2 separate regions of the Mus musculus genome follow, and region 1 is linked to region 2. The links are chromatin loops, found by intact Hi-C in ENCODE. Cell type or tissue: heart. All regions are shown on one strand.

Region 1 (8,000 bases), 240 kb before region 2:
GGATAGCCTTTCCTTCAGTTTCTGCTCCATTTTTTGTCCCTGCTTTTCCTTTACACAGGAACAATTCTGTGTTAAAATTTTTGAGCTGGGTGGTTGGCTCCATTGCTCAACTGGGTTGTCCCCATTTCTTAGCTGAGGATACCAAGACTCATAGAGAGCCAGTCACTAGCCTAATGTCACACTGTCTGGTAAGATGGAGATTTTCAATCATGGGTCAGACCCCTTTGTTTTCCTGACATTCTATACTGCCCCCCCACCCCCACCCCCACCTCTGCCTCTGCCCCAGGGTCTACTTAGCTAAGAGAGTGACCAGAATGCCCTGCAGAGGGAAGGATCCCACTCCCCAGGCAGGGCGCCCACAATTCATTCCTGCCTGCCTCTATTCCTTAAGAACTTAAATTCCCAGAAGCTGTTCTTTGGGTGCCTGCTTCTTTACATGTCCTTCCCATATCTGTTTTTTGAGACAGAGTCTTGAAACTTTGGCTGGCCTGGAACTCACAGAGACTCACCCATCTCTGCCTCCCAAGTGCTGGCGTTAAAGGTGAGAGCCTCCACGCCCTGCTTGCTTTCCCCTGCTTTAAAAGGCTATTATTTTAAAGATGACGTTTCTCTTTTGGCTGTTTGGTTGTGCCGTGTCATTTCTGATGGTCCACTTGGCTCTTTCAACTAGTAAGAGCACATGGACCTTCAGGAAATGGGGGGAGAAGCTGAGACAAGTCCCATTCCATCCATGAAAATTCTGACCTCTCTGATGTTTTCTGGGGGAAGGAGTACAGAAGAAGAACCCAACAGTCCAAAGGTCCCATAAAAATACAAGGGTTTTTTTTGGGGGGGGAGGGGGGCTTGGCACACATAATTAGTTTTTTGTTTGTTTACAACAAACAAAGATTGGAATTAATCAGCCTTCAAATGCCTGCAGACTACACCTAAATCCTATACTTTCTCTTTAAAAAACTCAAAAACTGTACCAGTCTAAAGACTCAACATTACAACTGGCACGGGCTCCTCAATCCCTCGAAACCCCTGTCCTTCCCTATTACAGCGTGCGGCATCCAGACTGTCCGTTTCATTTCCCCCATCTGGACACCTGGAGGCATCCGACTTTGCAAGCTTTATGTGTAAAACCTTGCTGTAAATTGTTGATTTTGTTTCTGATTCACAAAAAGACAACATCCAAATCAGCCTTCTCCAGGAGGAGTGCATCTCCAGGAGGGCCAGTGCTGACGAAAACCTCTGTCAGGAAGAGCCTTTTCCTTAATAGAATCTCTTGTAACCAGATCAGCAGCATCTCAGACCTCAGACTTGTGGAAGCCTCTTTGCTACCAGACCCAGACCCAGACAACAGAACTCTTACATCACGCTGGGGAGAAGAGACCTCCATGGATGCCTGTGCTAACTGACACTGGGATGCCCCGGTCCTTAGCTAATCACTCATTCTGGAATCCTAGTAAAACCATTTCCAAAGGTAATTAAAAAAACAAGCAAGTAACGTCTTCAGTTTGTGTTTACTCACTCAGATTAGCTATGATGTTCTTCAGTTTGCAACATCAAAAACACAGCTCCCATGATCCTGTGAGCTCCGTTCATGGAATGGGGCCCAGGATTTGCTGGGCCAACACTCCTGTATCACTTTGGACTGCCACCCTTTACTCCTGAGCCTTAGTTTCTCTATTTTCTCTAAAAGCTGCCATGGGGATCCGACGTGGCACACGTCAAGTCCATGGAATAAAAGATGGGACATCCTACGTCATTATTTGTGTTAGGATTGATTGCCTTTTTTTTTTTTCCTGAGTTTGTCTTGTTCCACACGTGAGAAATAGAAATCTGGGCCATGACATTTTTATTACTCTCCCATTCCTGCAGCAGACCCCTGCTTTGGTTTGTGGACCTCTGAAATAATGCTAATGGCCTTGGTAGCAATTGCAGGCTAACATTAAAGGGATGCTCCACAGGAGAAAGGAAGCCTCCTGCCCCTTTCCTCTCTTCTCCATCAGTATGGTTGGCATCTGGACATACACTGGCTATCAGCATGCACTAACTTGGCAATCTAGACTAAGAAAATATTCTTACCATCTATTGCTTTACACCCCTGCTTGTGGTCTTCCTAATTGTGCTGGCCTGTGGGAGGCCAGAGCTGCTATATTAGAACGGCTGTTGGCACTCTGTCCTCCAAGCTTTAAGAGGTTTGGCATTCCCGGCCCCTGGTGTTCATGGAAGTCATGACCCCTCAGTCATTGCAATGGCCTTCTATGCTCTCCCACGTGTCTGCACGTCCCAGGGGGGTTTGAGACTGCCATTGTTCCAATGAAAATGGCTGATGGGACTTTTCAAGCTTTCCTGTCTTGCAAACTTGAGTCAGAGTGTCTCTCTCCAGCCTTCTGGAGCTCAGTTTCCTGGTCTTTAAAATGGGAGAATCATCCCCATCCACTGGACTGACTGCTGGAAGGACCTAGAGGGAGCAGGCATGGAACATGAGTGTTACACAGTAAGTGTTCAAGTGTAGGGACTTAACACAGGGTGCAGGCTTCAGCTACCCCTTTCTACTGGTCATGTCTCGATGTGACAGGGCCAAGGAGACGTTTCAAAGCTTTCCAGACTTCATTCTGGTCTAATTGGAGTCTTTGTGGAATGAAGTCCAGTATTGAATTTGGCCTGTGTTTGACAGATCACTCTATGCACAGCTAACAGAACTTGCTCTGCCTATGCTTAATACAGGGGGGATTCTTGGCCAGGGCTCAGGAGGGATTGCTGGAGAAAATGTCCCATTCAATTAAAGCTGATTGGTCTTGACAGTTGTCTGGGTGAAGTTTATAAGGTACATCTAATCTGCATGCATCTGGTCATAAAAATGCAAAACAAGCTTTTCCCACCCAAGTTCTGACTCCAGATGTGGCTGACTCCAGATGTGGCTGCCTCGCAGTGATTGGCATCGTGTTTTTTTTTTTTTTTTTTTTTTTTTGCAGCTGTCCTACATTTTAAATCTTTTTCTATTTAAAATATATTCCTCATAATTATGGAATGCAATAAACAAACTTCGGCCTGATGACAAGCTTTAAATATAAGATTGTTTCAGCTTAAAATAAATGCCATGATTTTTCAGCCCAGGATGGAGCCTGCACTGGCAAGGATCCTCCAAAGGAGCCCTGACCTTGTCACTGCTGACCAGAACCAATTTCTCTCTGGTATTGGCTGATATTTGGATGGGGTACAAAGGAAGAAAAATTAAAAGAGCTATTTATATCAGATTTTGAAAAATATGCACAGTTCTTCAGAAAGCCATACTTGTAGGACCGAAGAAAAAGCCCTGCATTTCAATTGATCATGTCTGGAGAACCCAGTGGCATGGGTATTTCTCTGCCTGCACAGAGATTCTGCACGACACTGGGACTGATGTGGTCACCAGATTGCCTATGGTAGCTTCCAAATTCTGTGCTGTTACTGGGAGGTGAGCGTTGCTGTGTGCCTAAGTTTCCTTAGTTAGAGAATGGAAATCCATAAGGGTGCTTACCTCACGGTGTAACTGTGAAGGCAACGAGGTCGTTGTAAGAAGGGTGCTTAGACCTAAGGGTGGCTCATGAGTCGTCAGAGCTGCTTGCTGCTGGGCTAGCCATTGCCAACTGGTCTCTTCCCATGCGTCCTTTCAAGGGGAAACTCACATTTCTGGAGGAGAGATTATTTGCACAAGTCTCATGGCGAGGCTGGGAGTCAAACCCTAATCCTTTTGGTTTCATTGGTGAACTTGCAAGCTCATGGTCAGTTTGGGTCACATTGGTGCTTTCTGTCTGAGGTTAGACTTAGCAGACGGCTGCTTCTGCATACTGACGACCACGCTCTCCTCTATACTCCTGCTGTCCACACTGCTTGCTCTTGTTTGCTCTGATGTGCCATATATACACTGATGGATGACATCTCTACCAGTGCCTTTTACTCATCCCTGGAGCATCCTGATAAAGCATGTTTGGGAGAGCATCCTTGGGCCTTTTCTGTGCCTCCTGGAACTCCTCTTTATTTTTTGATACATTTAAATGAATTTATAGTTGACAGCTAAGAAGCTAAACTCGCTGGCTAATTTTAGATAAGTCAGCGTGTTCCCAAGCTGCTAGTTTTCTGGCCACTCCTGGACCTCAGCCATGACCTAATGATTCTGCCATTAGCAGTGTGGACAGCTCTGGTCTTCAGAAAAAAGAGCACTACCCAGAATTTGTGTCAACAGTCCACTCCTCTTGAAAGTCACAAGCCCTCCAGTTACTAAAGAAGTGTCTGCTGCTAAATTTGGATCCTGACTTGGTAATTGTTCTCCTATTAGGCTGATGAGCGCGTTAGCAGAGCAAGGGCCCCTGGGCTTCTGCCCACAGTGTGAGCCAAACAGGAAACAACTCTGTGAACTTGACTTCTGAGCTGTGTAAAAGGCCTGTCTATCACTTTGCTCATGGCACAGGCTCAGTATCAAAATAGCATGTGCTGTCCTTCCCAGGAGATGGACTCCAGGCCTGGCAGGATCCCAGAATCCAGCAGGAGTCAATGTCTTTACTGGAAAAGGGGTGGCCATGCTTTGGTTCTCCCTGGAATCCTGGCAATGGCCTTTATGATATCCACAGTCTTGCCTGACCTGCTAAACTCATTCCTGTTTGAGGGGAAGTGGTATGGAAAGACATTGACAAAATATGACCTCTGGAGGTCTGTGAGCCCAGGTTCACACACTGGCTGGGGTACTGGTTGCCATTTATAATCAGGGTGAACTGGGATGGCCATCCTTGTAATGTGGAAAGAAAATGAAGTATGACTTTTGGAGGTAGGTGGGCCAGGGCTCAAACACTGGTGACCTCTGTAGACAGGTTAGCCCAGGATCATATACTGATGATGTCTGGAGATGGGCTAACCCAGGTTCACACACCGATGACCTCTGGAGACAGGTTAGCCCAAGCTTACACACTGATGACCTTTGGAGGTGGGTAAGCCTGGTTCACAAACTGGGATTACTGTTTATAAATATCATGAATTTTGACGGCCAGCCTTGGGTCTTTTTTGGATCATCATGAAGGATGGATAATGTCTCATATGGAAAAGACTAAGTTCAGACTGCATATACGGGAGGAAGGGGCTGAGGTTTTGTCTCTGGAGCCAAAGAGGCATTTGATCTGAGTTTCTGAGTTATTGTAGGCAACAAATATATACATATGTGAAAAGAATTGCTATAATGGCTTACATAATAGGATCTGGGGATGTATGCATGGAGGAGAGCCATAGTAGTCTACAGCTACCCAGCCTGTGAAGCTGTGTACCTCCATAGTCCCGATGTAATGCTGAAGTCCTGGAAGATTCTTGGAGAGCTGGTGGCATTCTACATTAGAAGACCAAATAAATGTAAGTCTGTTGTCTGTGACATAACTGCGGCGGCGGCATAGCAGAAGCAGTATAGATTCACTTATCAGCAAGACACAAAGGCAGCAAGCAACACTGCTTTATCTTTGGCTTCTTCCTATCTGGGCTAGCTGGCTGAGGTTGTTGCCTACCCTGAGGGAGGGTCTCATGCTGTCAGTTAATACTTTCTGGAAATACTCTTCACAGACACACCCAGAGTCATGTCTCTTAACTGAGTCCAGATCCAGTCAAACCGACAACCAAGACTAACCATTACACTTGGATTAGGAAGTTTGTTTTCCCTTCTGTAACAAGATGGAAAATGAACAATTTGTGCTGTTTGTTTCAGTATTGATCAACTGGAAATGTCTGAAAGCCAGTGATGGATTTGTAATGTCTGCCCTGGCTGAGGAGTAGGTGGTAAGAATAGCATTCCATGCGTTTCTGTTTCCCTTCTGGAATGTAAGCCCTGAGGCTAAATTTGAACAATAATCCAAAGAATTTTTGCTTCTTATTCTTCATAAGGCTTATTCTAAACCCATATTAAACACTCTGTAGCCTACAATGACCTAGAGTGTCAAAATTACAATTACTATAACTAGGCAAGGAAACCATCAATAACCTTACCCTATAGATAAGGGACTAACATCTCAGGTTCGGGACAAAATTGCCCAGAATCCTGCAGTAAGATGATAGCAGATAACACGTCTGCTCAGTAAAGCTGGTACAAAAGACCCCATGTTATTCCTGTCTATGAAAAGTGGGTGTTCTGTGGTATGGACACTTGTCCAAGGAGGGTTTTCCACCTTTGTTTCCATGGCTCAACCCACCCCACCCCAAAGCATTCCCCAGAGAGCATGAAGAGCCTTTGGTATTTTAGATTTCAGCTCTAGGCCATCCAATGACCTTGGGTATATCACTTTTCAGGATCTGTGTCTATGCTGCCTGCTCAACCCAAGAAAGAGGCATTCCCTGGGATACACGACTTGGTCAGCAAGTCTAGCTACCCTTTCTCAAGGTAAGACTTGCAAAGAGAACACTCCTAGAGATTTGAGGCCAAGAGGGTTTTCTCTTCATAGGAAGATCAATGAGGAAATGTGTGTGAGTGTGTGTGAATGTATGTGTGAGTGTGTGTGTAGAAGTATGTGAGTGTGTGTATGAGTGTATGTGTGAATATGTATGAGTGTGTGAGAGTGTGTATAGGTATGAGTGCGTGTGTAGGAGTGTGTGTGTGTGTGTGTGTGTATGTGTGTGTGTGTGTGTATGTGTGTGTGTGTGTGTGTGTGTGTGTGTGTGTGTGTGTAGGGGAGGAATACAGCAATGACAGCAAGAACAAGACGTTTTAGTCGCTTGCAGATGAAAGCTGCCCTTAGAAGCATTTCAGCCTCTACACACCAGTTCAGCTGTGCCTGGAAAATCACTTAACTCGACATTGGATGCCAAGTCATTCGACAGACAGGGAAAGACAGAGACAGAGACAGAGGGACATGGAGGTCTGCTTCCTGGAGGGCAGGCAGTCTTTTTATTTACTCTGTATGTGGTGTTGCAAGGAAGTGGGAGTGAAGGGCTTTAGTGTCTTATTTCATAAGAGATGGAGAGAGAAGGTAAAAGAGAAAATGAAAAGGGGGAGGGCGAGAAAAGACCAGAAGAGGGAAGAAAAGGGTGGAGAGGAACTGAAAAAGGAGAAATGGGGAAAGACATGGACCTGAGGAGAGAATAGATGAAGGGCAGGAAACAGGAGTGAGGAAGAGGAGAAGGCAAAGTGGGGAGGCATCGAGAGAAAGTGTGGAGAGAGGAGCAGGAGCCAGGGGCACAAAGACTGGCCACAAGGACCATGGAGCATGCAGATCCACCGTCCCCACCCCACCCCCACCCCCACCCCTGTCTGTCTTGAACCTGCCCTTCTATACGGGAGCATGCATCTGCAGTGCTATGTGTGCCTGGCTCCCATGTGGGGCCAACTGGTCCCAAGTCCAGTCAGAGGTTGAGCTTGTAGGAAGGAGAGTCTTCAGTCTAGATGCTGGTAGAGATGTGAGTCAGGCCTTGAAGCAGCAGATCCCACCCCTCTGTGCCCAGGACCCCAGGGGAGGGTTTCCAATTGATGTGACCAGTCTAACGACCTAGACAGAACAGGGCTTGAATCTTGATCCATTTTTACCGTTAGCTCTTGGCATGTGGTTTTGAGCCTCAGTTTTCCTATCTGTGAAATGACCCTAATACAAAACCAGGTTTGGTGGGTAGTGAAGAGACTAATGAAGAAACCAGGCAGCCGGGCCTAATTCTGAGGCCAAAGCTGTAAACTGATGTCAGGCAACTGGGTTCGCCAGGTTTGCTTCTCTCCTTCAGGCTTTGGAAGTTTTAAAATTAATTATGGATGTTGGCACCCAGGAAGAAATTTCTATTCTCAGTTTCTCATGAGAGGTTCTAGCACTGAAGACCGGGTACTGGGTGGCTCCCTTGATACATTTCCTTCCATGACCCAGAAGTTATTCAACTTTTTCTTCAAGCACCTGCTTCGGCTTGCATTTCTGTTTGATTGACATGGTCTTTCATAGAGAAAGGTAAACAAACTAGCCAAGGTTCAAGTTGTCTTGTCTCTCTCAGTCCGTCATCGACTCTGCCACTCCATCTAGCATGGG
Region 2 (8,000 bases):
TTTAACATTCATGATCAACTTAAGGACTCTCCCAGAGTAATCTTAACTGAGTGATTTCATCCTTTGTGCTAACTTTGAAGCGATATCTGTCCACCATCATTTTACAATAGCACATGGCAAACAAGCCAGGTGACCCGAGGGAATGTCATCCAATTTCTCTGATCCTTGTCATTTTATAATCTGCCTAATGAGAAACTGGACTAAGCAACTAAATGTTGTAATTCTGGATGGAAGGGGTTTCTATTTGCTTTTCTAGAAGACAACTAATGGAAGACGGGACACTAGTCTGTCATTGAAAGATCAGCAGAGTCAAGCTAACTCTCAAATATTCTTTATACTCTCAGTGTAGAAAACAAACTCATAAATTCTGAAAGAAGAGTGAGAAGACATTAGAAGCTTCCTTGTCACTTGTAATCCAAGTTCCAGGCTAGAACTACAGCTCAGCCAGGTCCTCTGTGTGCTATGAAAGAAAGCACCATCAGCTGCAAACCTGTTGTTCCTGAGGCAGGTCTGTTGCAGTAGTACTGACCCATCATGGGAGGCTCCTAGACCTGTACTGGCATGGCATGGCGGCAGTAAGCGCTACAGAACCAACATTCTCTTCACAAGTCAGAGCTCTACATCTTACCAACCAAACTGAAGACAAAGTAAAGACCTTCCATGAGAGTGATGGGTGCAGGTTTGCATGTCACACAGTCTAATCGTACCACAACAGGTTAATGTCTACTATGGAGTCAGGGGATGATGGTTTATCAATAGGTTCCCCCATGAACACAAATGCAGCAGGACAATGACAGTACAGATGCTGTGCTGTGGGAGGCATGGGCACAGGTAGGAGCATAAGAGTTCTCTGTACTTTTTTTTTCTTAAAGACTTTGCTCAGGACTAAAACTGTCATAAATACAAGTAACACTTAATCAGAAAACTACCCATAAGTGCACATGCATGAGAGAGGATGGAGGGGCTTCACTAAGGAGTAGACAAAGCAGTGTCAACAAACGTTAACAGGCTGGAGAGATGGCCTAGAGGTTAAGAGCACTTGCTGCTCTTGAAAAGGACCCAGGTTGATTCCCAGCCACAGCGGCTCATAGCCACCTCTAATTCCAGTTCCAGAGTACCCAACACTCTTGTGACCTCCATGGGCACACAGATATACATGCAGACACTCATACGTAAAATAAATAAATTGAAACAAAAAAAGAAAGGAAAAAAAAAAACATTAACAAAGACACATTACCAGTTTCCTCGGTTTCTTGGCCATTGCCTAAGTATCACTTCAGACAAGGGGACAATCTCAACTCTTTGAGGCTTGCCAAGATTCAGACTTAAGGAAAAGTAGACGTGTGTGTGTGTGCGCGCGTGCGCACATGTGTGCACATGTATTTTGTATGTCCTCTGGCTGGCCTCAAAATAATCCCCCCATTTTAACCTAACAAGTTTTGGGAGAACAGGCATGAGTTGCCATGCCTCGCTCCATACATTCTTAAAATTACATGTAAAATACAGATTGTCTACATACCAAAATTAAATAGTGTATCTTTAAAAACAGAAAAGCAACTAAATAAAGCAACAGCATTGACTAATACGCAGCAAGATCAATCACAAAAGTGGCCTTTGTTTCCTAAAAATTCATCTACTCTATCTTACTACATGGCACTTGAGGAAGGATTAAAATCTAACTACAAATACAGTGGCTGTCCAGAAATGGCAACTCACAGTGTACACACTCATTCTGCCATTCACTTCACAGAGCACACTTGGCACTGCCAGCACTGAGGGCTAGGCACCACACACTGCCCATCAACCGTGAGAAGTGCAGTTACCTACCTGGTAAAGCAGTGATAAAGTCCCGCTGCAACATGGGCTTCAGGTAAGAGTTAATATGTCCATGCTGATAATGACACATCCGTGAGATAAGATGCTCCACAAATTCCACCTGATCTGATTCAGACCACTGGTCAAAGTACTTAATGCACAAGTCCTTTTCTTTCTGGTAGTTCCCCTCTGACGGCCTCTTTCTGGAGACAATCACAGATGACGTTCCATTACTGATCTGTTTTGGAAAAACAAAGAAACAATAATTAGCTAGAAAGGCATGTAATCAATTTCATTAGAAATTTCTTTTGTCCTATGGATTTAGCCTCAAAATACCAATTTGAACCTAAGTCAAATTAAGCTCTTTTGTTCATCCATTTATCACACAATTAAAATGCATTGAGGGCCCATAGCCTCAAATTAACAACCATAGTAATTACTGAAGTTGCAGCTGTTTGTAAAGATGACCGGTGCCTTAGCTCACTATTCCCCATTGCGTACCATACCACCTCTCCAGCATTAGAAAACTCATTTGGAGATGATCATCTTAGAGGCACTAAATGCCCAATTTGATAAGCCAGCATCTAGTTGGCTAGTAGTAATCTGTCTCCACGTCCTCAAAATTAAAAGTTAATGTCTCTCTTATATTCAAGATATTTCCGGAGGTAGGGTATAGGGAACTTTCGGGATAGCATTTGAAATGTAAATAAAGAAAATATCTAATAAAAAAAAAAAAAAGAAAAGAAAAAAGGAGGAAAAAAAAAAGATATTTCCAAGACATCAGGCCTGAAACCATGGACCCAAACACTACATACATATTTCTGCCTTTACATACATATATACATACATACATACATACATACCAATGATAAAGCAGGGCTTATAAATTATGCATAGCAAAAATATTGACAATAACAAAATACTTAAAACAATATAGTACAATATGTACATATGTTCTCCCTACCTACACTTGTGAAATTTTTCATTTAGTGTGTTTAGACTGCAGCTGACCATAGGCACCAAGAGCAATCAAAACCAGAGCAGGGTTGGTTCACACACCTGAGCAAGCGCTGGAGTAGCTGAGTGCCTGGTAACACAGATTCGAGCTCCATCTGTCTGGATGAGAGCCTCAGAATCTGTATTTTAAGTTTCCAAGTGCTGCTGAGTCTGCTAGACCAGACTGCATTTTAAGGGATCATACTGAGACACCCCCTCCCCCCCATCTAAATAGAGGAGAAGCCTAAAAGTAAATCCATCTATAAAGCTTCATTTTCTCCTAATAGTTTTTTGTTTTGTTTTGTTTTGTTTTTCGAGACAGGGTTTCTCTGTGTAGCCCTGGCTGTCCTGGAACTCACTTTGTAGACCAGGCTGGCCTCGAACTCAGAGATCTGCCTGCCTCTGCTTCCCAAGTGCTGGGATTAAAGGCGTGTGCCACCACGCCCGGCTATTCTCCTAATAGTTTTGACCCTTCCATATTACTTCAGATGGTTAGTAACTGCTGGCCAAACAACAGAAGACAATGTCCAGACATATCTGCATACTCACAACCATGTACCCATATACTCCCCCATCACCATAACAATAACAGTCTACATCCCTAGATTCAAAGCCACAACCACTATAATGCTATTTAAAAGCCACATCAGGTCTTTGGTTTGGTTTGGTTTTTCGAGACGAGGTGTCTGGCCCTGGCTGTCCTGGAGCTCACTCTGTAGACCAGGCTGGTCAGAGATACACCTGCCTCTGCCTCCTGAGTGTTGGAATTAAAGGTGTGTGCCATCACCTAGCCACATCAGTGTTTTGTCATACCACTGCCAAGCCATCTGTCCTCTGATAGCCTATGTGCATACACTAACAGAAAGTAAGACCCTAGAGGATTTTCAGACCTGAAGAGGTGAATTACAAATGTCCATTACTTCCATTAGAAACTTGTTCCCAACATCTTACAAGGAATGAAGAGCTCTTGTTAATAGTATGCTCTCATATTAAACTAGACCACACACACACACACACACACACACGAGAACCTCTGTAAACTTCAAAGGAAACTTCTGACCTTCCTTGACAAAAATAATTTCAGTTTCACATCTCAAGTATGCTTTTATTTCTACATTTACAGCAAGGTCAGAAAGCACTCATCTTCTACTTAATTTATATTAACCATCCATTTCCACATCTCCATGTCATCCCCAATTCCCGGAATGAGGGATAATTTAATTGGCCTCTGTTACCACCAGAGGGCAGCATTGAACAGGCATTCTAAAAGTTCTGTTTGTTGGAAGACTCCTCATCTACTTGCCTCAATAGAAGAACTTAAGACAAAGTAAAAACTCATTGCTATGATAAATATCAGCAAATATAAAGGGAGATATATAAGGGGATCTTACATAAGATATCAAGTATAAAAGGATAAACATAAAAGGAGATCTCAATGCTATTTTAAGCATAACAGTATCACAACATTGTAACAGGAAAATATAAGTGTCTAATTACAAGCATTGGTAATGCAAATCACAACTTATCTTTCTGCACAGCAACACTGCAGTGTAGCTGTTGCGGTCCAGCTTTAAATACAGTGAGGCTGGACTAACCACTGACAGCTTTGAAAATAATGGGAAGGAGCAAAGGCGAGATATGCAGGGTTTTATGGTGGTGTGAGCACAATAACCAGGACAGAATGAGGCTGCACACGGCAACGCCAACTGTGGAGTCTCAAAGACCCCATGTGCTCGGCCTCTCTTACTCCACCCCTACTGACAATTCCCCAGAACCTCTGCGGTCACAACAGGTTAAACAGAATGATGGTGACAGCCTACACCTGTGCCCCGCTTTCTAGATCACAGTATTCCCACATCCACTTTCTCATTTACCATCTAGTTTCCACTGAGTAACCAACCAATGAGGAGATGAACAGATGAAGGAACCTGGGTGCTAAGGCGCTGGGAGCCACAGTAAACTAAAGGTCACAGTGAAGAGCAGTACAGCAAAGCGGTGCAGAAGGTCGCGCATGTTCCTCTTACACATACATAATGTTCAAAAAGACAAACAGGCACTTGTGTGCTTAGGAGTGCATTTCCAGCTACTATCCCAGACCCCGTGGCCCAGACAAACCCTGCAGCCTTGCTGCCATTATTTCACCTTGGTCCACGTCATCTTACACTTGCTGGGCGTGCACTATTCTAGCTAACTAACCTACTTTATAGTTTTCAAATGTGCCCAGGTCACTTTTTTTTCCTTTATATATACTGTGCCTTTACTCATGTCCTCACAAAGGAAAAAAATGCTCACCAGCATGCTTAGTGAAAACACTAAACCATGAAGGTCTGTGTGCTCCCCAGACACCCACCACAAAGCTGGGGAGATTGGGCAGGAAAGTGAGAGAGCCAGGAAAGGAGACTGATCTGAAAGGAGACAGACCCTCATAGGGAGAGCAGGGAGGAGGGTGGGCTGCAGACAGAGAAAAACAGCAGTCTACACTTGGCTCTAAGCCTCCACCATCCCCGTGATGGAGGATTTCCACACAGTCTATCTTAGGCCACGAAGTTGGTATTTCAGGATACTGCCTTTTTGGAATCTTCCAGAAAACTCCAAAGTGCTTTACTAGCAGTAAGGATACTCCCCAGAGGGAACGGTGGACAAGCAGGGTGGCTTCTGAATCTGGCAACCCTATACAAAACAGAGGCTGGGTTCTGCTCTCGGTGAGGACATAAGGAAAGGCAGAGCTTTATCTACAGTCATCTGCTAGCTTATCATGCCTACCTGCCAAAGAGCACTTTTCTTTGGGGACTCATCTTCATTTTGATCTTCCATAACTGAAGTGTTCTAAAGGGGGAAAAACAAGTTATTTGAATTATGCCAAGTTCTGCAAAACCTAAATGACTACAAGACATAAACTTTGAGATCCCAAACTAGAGTTTAGGGATACAAACCCAAGAACTCTGGCTTGTTGCTCACACACACCATGCTGGGTCAGGAAGCTATCCTCCTAAATCAATAGTAAGCATACAGTCTTCACTTACAGAGCCTGGGCATGAAGCTTGTGGGGTAACCTTCATCATCACTGCTGTTCTATGGCTTGTGGCAGAAACTCAGAGACTCACAAGTTCCCAATAGTTGCACACAATGTCTCCTAGAACGTCTGCTGTTCAGTAATGCATCCCACCCACCAGCAATTAAAGAGACAAGGCCTCCCTCCCACTTGCTCCATAGCTGATCTGGGGAATGGCCTTGCCTTGCCATCTCCCCCAGCAAGAGTAGATGACTGCCCCAATTTTCTCCCTCAAGAAGAGGATGCTGTTGGTCACTAACAGTCTGACTTGCCTTTGGAACACATTTTCTTTTCTTTTTTGTGTTTACTACACAAAGAAGTACTGTGTAATTATCCCTTTGGTAACCTAGAGGCTCAACAGATGCCCATTAACTGGAGATTATACATGACTGGGTTTTCCCTTTTTGAAGCTGCTACCTAACAGCTAAATGGAGCCTTAATGAGAAGGGGAAGTGGGTGGGCAGTGCTCGGAAAGGAGCGACAGACACCTCACTGGCAGCCAGGCTGCTCTAAGGTTCCATCCCAAACCTAGAACTCTTTTTTTTGGGGGGGGGGTGGTTGGGGGAAGGTAGGGGAGAGAGGGTTTCTCTGTGTATCCCTGGCTGTCCTGGAACTCACTTTGTAGACCAGGCTGGTCTCAAACTCAGAAATCCGCCTGCCCCTGCCTCCCGATGGGATCAAAGGTGTCCGCCACCACCACCCAGCCCCAGAACTCTTAAGATGGAACACAAAACTTAAACTCCAACATCTGCTCTGCAGTGTTTTTGGAAGGTCCATTACGGCTCTATTAAAATTACCAAGGGAGCCAGGCAGTGATGGCACACCTTTCTTTAATCCCAGCACTCAGGAGGCAGAGGCAGGCAGAGTTCTAGGCCTGCCTGGTCTACAGAGTGAGTTCCAGGACAGCCAGGGCTGCACAGAGATACCCTGTCTCGAAAAACTAAAGGAAAAAAAATTTCCAAGGGGATCTCTGTTTACATCTTCAGGAATAACCTTTCTCAAACTGCCCACTTTTCCTTTATCCTTTAAGTTCTAAAATGTTTGGACTCAACCCAGAGTACTTCCCAACAGAGCAATGGACAATCTGCAACAGTTGACACGAGTCAGCACTGAATATGAGTCACTGCTGTCTATGTCAATGACACACAATAGGCGAACCAAACCGAGACACTGGAATCTTAACTTGGTCACTCATTGTGGGACCTTAGGCAAATGAAATCACTCATCAAATGGTGGGCCACAGGGTGTGGTGAGATCAAAGAAGCCCTTCTTCCCTACTTTGAGGACACTACTTCCAAGGTTTCCTTTGCACATGTTTACAACGTCACTGTCCTGGGCAGAGCAGAATGGCTGTGGAGGGAAATTCTTCCTTAATAAAATCTTAAAAGTCCCAGAATGTCAAGGCCAGTGACAGAGGACAGGAGAAAGGGGGTGTGGGGAACAAGCACTATGTCCTAGTGCTCAAAACCAAGGGCAGCAGTGGGCAGTCCTGAAGCAGAAGACAGGAGAAGTGAACACAGATCTACTGCATCTATGATCTGCTGGAGCACATGAAAGGGCCAGTACTGTAGCTCCAAAGCTGTTGGATCTCCATGACGCGGGGCAACAACAGGACATCTGAGAGAAGTCCTGGTGAGGTTCCAGTATTGATGGTGTAGAAGAAGCCAGAGGCCTTAAACCAGACCAATGACTCACTGCAATGAACATTTGCAAGCAAAGATGTATGCATAAAAGGCTACACTGTGCGACACTGTGACACACTACAGCTTCCATGACAAGATGGGGTTTTTTGTTTGGTTTGTTTGGGTTTGAGTTTTGTTTATTGTCTTTTGGGTGGAGGTTGCAAGGGCAACGGGAAGATATGAAGGACGACAAATGGGATTGGTGGTACATGATGTGACATGCATAAAGAATCAATAAAAAAGTTAAATAAAAAGAATGGCAAGGAGACAGAAGCAGGCCTGGCCACACAAGGAGAGCACGGAGAGGATGAGAAGTCAAGTGCAAGCAGAGAGCCAGAGTCCTTGTGACACTCATAAGGCCAGTATTATAGTCTACGCTAAACCCTCTGCAATCTGGACAGTATCTTGGTTCCTTACTGCCGGAGTATGGCAGTGACCTAAGCATTGTCATGTTT

What was found. A loop is a pair of places that touch in the nucleus more often than their neighbours do. Peaks named below come from ENCODE experiments on the same cell type or tissue, not always from the same donor. Only the 100,000 strongest peaks of a DNase experiment are listed, where the experiment ranks them.
Region 1: a loop joins it to region 2, with 3 times the contacts of the local background. A loop is called at or near these places in 13 of 42 quality-filtered maps.

What each region holds. Positions count from the first base shown.
Region 1 is chr11:32,943,066-32,951,065 of GRCm38, reverse strand. No RefSeq gene overlaps it. Among named protein-coding and RNA genes, the nearest start is that of Gm12111, 21 kb to the right of the region's middle. In heart, no CTCF peak of the experiment used is centred here; a DNase peak (open chromatin) is centred at 4,375; H3K27ac peaks cover 1,093 bases.
Region 2 is chr11:32,705,825-32,713,824 of GRCm38, reverse strand. It overlaps Fbxw11 (F-box and WD-40 domain protein 11), which reads right to left. Exons shown (of 13, transcript NM_001271347.1): 3 at 1,828-2,053. Among named protein-coding and RNA genes, the nearest start is that of Fbxw11, 67 kb to the right of the region's middle. In heart, a CTCF peak has its summit at 4,040 (motif pointing right); no DNase peak of the experiment used is centred here.